Regions from separate parts of the Mus musculus genome. Here region 2 is linked to region 1. The links are chromatin loops, found by intact Hi-C in ENCODE. Cell type or tissue: gastrocnemius. All regions are shown on one strand.

What was found. Hi-C counts contacts between places; a loop is a spot of excess contacts. Peaks named below come from ENCODE experiments on the same cell type or tissue, not always from the same donor. Only the 100,000 strongest peaks of a DNase experiment are listed, where the experiment ranks them.
Region 2: it touches region 1 in a loop (2.8-fold over the local background); 1 of 42 quality-filtered maps calls a loop at or near these places.

Annotation. Positions count from the first base shown.
Region 1 is chr17:24,890,127-24,892,626 of GRCm38, reverse strand. It overlaps Spsb3 (splA/ryanodine receptor domain and SOCS box containing 3), which reads right to left. Exons shown (of 7, transcript NM_001163751.1): 3 at 2,167-2,344; 4 at 1,872-2,059; 5 at 1,692-1,794; 6 at 1,491-1,616; 7 at 480-1,267. The coding sequence ends at 924. Eme2 (essential meiotic structure-specific endonuclease subunit 2) reads left to right here. Exons shown (of 8, transcript NM_001163102.1): 8 at 1-475. The coding sequence ends at 114. Among named protein-coding and RNA genes, the nearest start is that of Eme2, 3.7 kb to the left of the region's middle. In gastrocnemius, no CTCF peak of the experiment used is centred here; a DNase peak (open chromatin) is centred at 1,137; H3K27ac peaks cover 305 bases.
Region 2 is chr17:25,827,362-25,829,861 of GRCm38, reverse strand. Wdr24 (WD repeat domain 24) reads right to left here. Exons shown (of 9, transcript NM_173741.3): 6 at 2,330-2,434; 7 at 1,869-2,209; 8 at 1,524-1,708; 9 at 1,132-1,447. The coding sequence ends at 1,279. Jmjd8 (jumonji domain containing 8) reads right to left here and starts at 819. Exons shown (of 9, transcript NM_028101.5): 1 at 699-819; 2 at 524-622; 3 at 330-378; 4 at 160-256; 5 at 9-77. The coding sequence starts at 790. In gastrocnemius, a CTCF peak has its summit at 1,078; DNase peaks (open chromatin) are centred at 13, 840 and 1,461; H3K4me3 peaks cover 1,605 bases; H3K27ac peaks cover 1,575 bases.

The sequences.
Region 1 (2,500 bases):
GTGAAGGCCCACAAAGGCAAGCAGCCTCGCAGAGTGGGGCCTGACCTCTCACGCAGAATCTGTATCTTCTTGACAACCACCAACCCTGACCTCCTGCTGGACCTGAGCTCTTGACCTGTGCCATCCTGGGGTCACCTCCTGCCCATCAGTACAACAGGACAAGTCTGCCTAAGAATCTAATTATTCTGAGAGGCAGGCAAGGAGGTTTGGGTCCAGCCCATACCTTTTCAGACTGTGGTAGATAGACTCTGTTGCCTGATGGTCAAATGGAAATACCATGGGAGGTGGGTGAGAGGGTAAGGGAAGCTGAGGTGAATGGAAGAGTGGAGGGTAGTGGCCACTTGGTGCAGGAGGCTTAGTAGTAGGCCTGAGTGCTGAGTTGTACTATTACATCCTCAGAGAGAGGTGCTCAGAGATCCAAGCCAAGCTCTCTCAAAGCCGCTGGACAGAGACAGATAAACAATAGACACAGGCAGCTTGGGCATTTGTGAAGGCTCTTTTAATGATATAACATAGAGGGACAAGACAAAACCCCTTCACAGGGCACCCACTGCCATCTCTGCAGCAGGAGCTGACAACATGCAGTGCAAGTCAGGAAAGCCCCACGGCCCCGTGGGTGGGGACAGCCCATCTTCTCCCCGGGATATGAATGCACTCCCCTTCGTCGGCCAGCCTCCCGGGCTTGGAATCTAGGTTCACAGGTGCCTAGCTGCAGTTCCCAAGACACGTGGCAACTCAAAGGACAAATAGGAGTACGGCTTCCCTACCAGCACAGGCAGTAGAATGACCTTCACTCCATGGTCACCGGAGAAGACTGTCCTGGCCTCAGGGAGATAGGGAAAAGCCTGGACCTCAGTTCTTCCCTCTCCTGCTGCCCTGGAAGGGCGAGAAAGAGGAAGGTATCTGCGTTCCCAGGGGAGAAGTCAGCTTCTTCGGCAGCGCTTCCTCTGACAGGGCCTGGTCTCCAGACTCTCGGCACCAGGTGTAGCTGTGCCAGGAGGGGGCACAGGGGATTTCCAGTGGTTGCAGTTCATGCTCAGAACCCAGCCCAGCTTGTTATGCAGCACTTGCTTGAGGCCAGGTGGCAAGGGCAGGCCCTCGAGGGTGTCCCCTGAATTTGGCCGCAGTTGGCGCAAGCGGTAGCAGCACAGGTACTGCAGGGATGTGGAGCTGGCGCAGGAGCGGATGACTTTCATGCTGCTCTTGGCAGCCGTGGAGCAAACCATCGGGTAGAACCTTCTGTTTTGAAGCCGAGTAGCAGCCACTCCTGGGAGGAAGGCTTAGCCTGAGTGCCATGTGGGTTGGGAGCCAGGAAGCTCCTCCTACAAGGCACCACGGTAAGCAGCTCAAATAGTCTGAACACAGAAAATACTCTGGTCTGGCCTGGTAACCCCAATCTGCTTCAGGCCTGCCCACCCTCCCTCATCTGTCAGGAGCCTCAAGTCAGACTGCCTGGCCCCACCCCTAAAGGCTCTACAAAGGTACCTCACCTATGCACTTCCTGTTCTTGAAGAATGTCAGTGTCCCATGCCAGGTGTCCAAGTGCACACCAATAATGGAGCCCTGGCCAAAGCGTGAAGAGAAGCTCGTCTTGTCACCTTTGTGGTGGAGGAGCCCTGCGAGGAGCAATGGGGTGATCCTGGGAGGTCTGCTGTACTGCCAGCCCCACCCATGACCCAGGCAACACCTACCAGTGTAGGAGAGCCCCCAGCTGTCCTCATCCCTGCCCAGCAGGCTGCAGAACGTGTGGTGGTACTTGTCCAGGTCTACATCCGACGTCCCAATGCCCACCATCTGTAAATAGTGGGCCTGGACAGTTAGATGCCTAGCGGCAGGGCCCATGGCATCTACCCTCTTGCTTGGCCATTTACCATGTCTGTGCCATACACTGGAGAGGTCATCTTGATTTCCCAGAAGTGTTGGCCATCCCCTAGCTCCTTGGTGCCCCGAATGGCTGCAGTGCCACAGCTATACTCCATGTGAAAGCTGACCTTGCGATTATCACAGCTCAGCAAGGTGGCTGAGGACTTGTTCAGGTCATCCCAGACCCAATCAAAATCTGTAAGACAGAGGGCCTAAACTAGGGAGGGCTACAGCTAAACGGTGCCTGCCTGGTCCCAGGGAACCTGCCCAGCCCTCCACACGTCCCAGCGGCAAGACACGTACCCTCATCCTCCTCACCACACCGGCAGTCCTTGCCACGGTGTGCTGTGTGCAGACTGTTGCAGAAGGTAGCCTCATTCTGGCCCTCGCAGTCACAGAAGGACTCTCCTGTCACAGGCACAGCACTGGGGATGGATGGTGGCAGGGAGGAGTACTCAGGGTCAGAGTCGGAGTCGCTGTGCTGGAAGGGAGGGAAGGGGTAGGTCACTCTGTTTATGACAAATCCCTTCTCAAATCCACCAGAGAAGCAGCCAGACACCTGGCGCTCTCCAGTGCTCAACATAATCAACCTGAGTGCTAAGACTCCAATGAGATGGGAGGTGGCCCTAGGGGAATG
Region 2 (2,500 bases), 940 kb before region 1:
TGGCTCACCATTGCCTAGGGATGCAGGATCCTGGGGCTGCAGCAGCTGTTCCACATATTCCTGGAAGGGCAGGTCCACTACAAGAAGGGGGAGCCAGTCGGGACTGGTCAGTTCTGCCTTTGAGATGTGAAGGCAAACCTTGCAGGGTGTGTAGCTCACCTTTCTGGTAGGAGTAGGTGTTGGCTGTACTCAAGCGAACAATGTTGTCCCCGAACGAGGCTAGCAGGTTTTCCCGGGAACACAGGGCCCGGAACTTCTGGGGATGAAGGATAAGGTAACTGAGCACTTGGCCAAACAGAAGCAGTTGCCCACAGGGTACGAATACTCACCGAGTTGTCCGTGAGTCCTTGCAAGATGACGGGCTTGAGGAAGGCATAGCTGGGGGGAAAGAGGAGAATGTTGCACTGAGTTTGAACTCTGCAGGGGCCTCTCCTACACACCAGGCAGTGAGACCTCCGCAGCCAAAGACCATGATTGGTAGTATGCCTAGAATCATGCTGAGACTTGGGGCAGGCACACATACTGCTGCATGAATTCGGAGTACGTGATGTGTGCCCGACGCTCCACTGTGCAACGCTCCTCCTCCATTACTGCTGCTGCAATTCCCAGCCCATTCTGTTTCCTGCAGGGACAACAGGTCAGGCCAGTCAAAGCTTTAAGTTCAGGCTCCCTCCCGCCACCCATTTCCTATGGCTCACCATCCCCCTTCGCCAGAGGCAGGCAGAATCACAGTCACCATCATCCATAGTACAAAGAGCAAAAGCAGACCGCGCCGCCCAGCCGCCGCCATGAACATACGGGTGCAGGCGCGCAGCACGCTGGGAATTCTGTCGACACTTGCGTAACCACAAGCCATTGGCTTATCATCCGGACTGCTGTAGCTACCTGCAAGCAGTAGCCAGCCGGCCTTGGAAGTCTCCTCCTTCTTCATACAAGCGCATTGTACACACACACACACACACACACACACATCCACACAACATCCCTATTTAATCATTTCCTCAAGGCGGAGGGAAAATTGTATCGAGCAGCCATTGACTACTGTGCGTTACCATGGCTACAGCGCCCCTACCGGAAGTTCCCATGTGCTAGAAAGTTCCCACCCAAGGCGCAATGAAAGTGACAAGTGGCCAAACAGCAGCTCTGGATTTTTATTGGGTTAAAAAGTTGTAGCCACCTTCCATCCTGGTACACAGGATGGGTAAGGGGCTGTGAGCCTAGTCCGGTGGACATCGGGATCGAGCTGAGGACGCTGCATCAGCCTTAGGGAAGGCCAGGTCAGGAGTATTCACAGAGGTGGCCGCAGCCTGCAGGGCAGTGGGAGCTGCCTTCCAGCCATTTCATGATGTGCTGAAGATGGCCACCATGACTGCAACCCTGACACCACACGAACAGGCCTTTAACCACATGATGGCAGACAGCACACATGCTGGCACAGCGGTGGCACCTGGGAATGGGAGGGCTGTTCAGCTGGGGAGCTCTGGGCTGCCTCCCTTCCAACCTCCCCAACTGCACCATCGCACCTGTCACAGACCCAGCCGCGGCTGCTCATGGGCCGCTTGCAGTGACTACAGTTGACATGCAGCGTGGTGGAGGCTTGGTTGAGGCAGCTAACTGCCCTGCTGGTGCTCAGCTTCACCACCTCATTGGACACATTCCAGAGGCAGAAGCGCTGCAGCAGATCTATGTAGGATGTGTACCAGTGCTCCTGGTGGGGAGGGACAGGCTCAGGTTAGTGTTTCCAGGAACACTAGGGTGTGTGTGTGGGGGGGGGGGGGGGTACAGTGGAAAAGAAACAGGCTCAGATGAGGGAACCAGCAGCCAGTCTGGGGAGACCCTCCCCTGCCCCGCCCCGATCCATCACACACCTGGGTCTGCTCATCGATGTCCTTTCGCACTCTCTCACCCAGCACGATGAGAACAGACACAGCCATCTGCACGTCGCCCTGCTCAGCGTAGAAGCGCAACATGTCCCGTACCAATACACTGAAGAAGTCAGGTGGCAGGCGGCTGTCATAGAGTGCATGTGAGACGGAGAGGAGGGAGGAGGAGGAGTCCACCGGGGCTAATGAAGCTGTGTCTGCCTCATTGCCGCTCACGTGCGGAGAGTCCGCCTTGTCCTGCAGATGCTCGGGCCCAGATGGTGTGTCTACAATTTCATGGCGCAGTGGGAAGGCCTCTTGTGGCAGCACATATTCAGGCTCCTCGGCTGGGAGGCAGGGGTGAGGAAAGATGGACCTGAGTGTAGGCTTCCCGCTCCACTCAGCTCCTGCTCACAGAGCCATGTTCTGGGTTGGACCCCTCTATAGCTGACCCAGCCCCTACTCACAGTGCACATGTTCTGTGTCAAGTGGGTACAGCTCATCGTCCTCTCCTTCTACGTCACCCAGCAGGTAGTCAGCAGGCACATCACTCCCTTCTGTTTCCTCATTATCTGCCCAGCAGGGAAGGGAGGTCATTCAGGGAGTGGCACCCCAGCCTTTTCCCATCAGCATCCCTG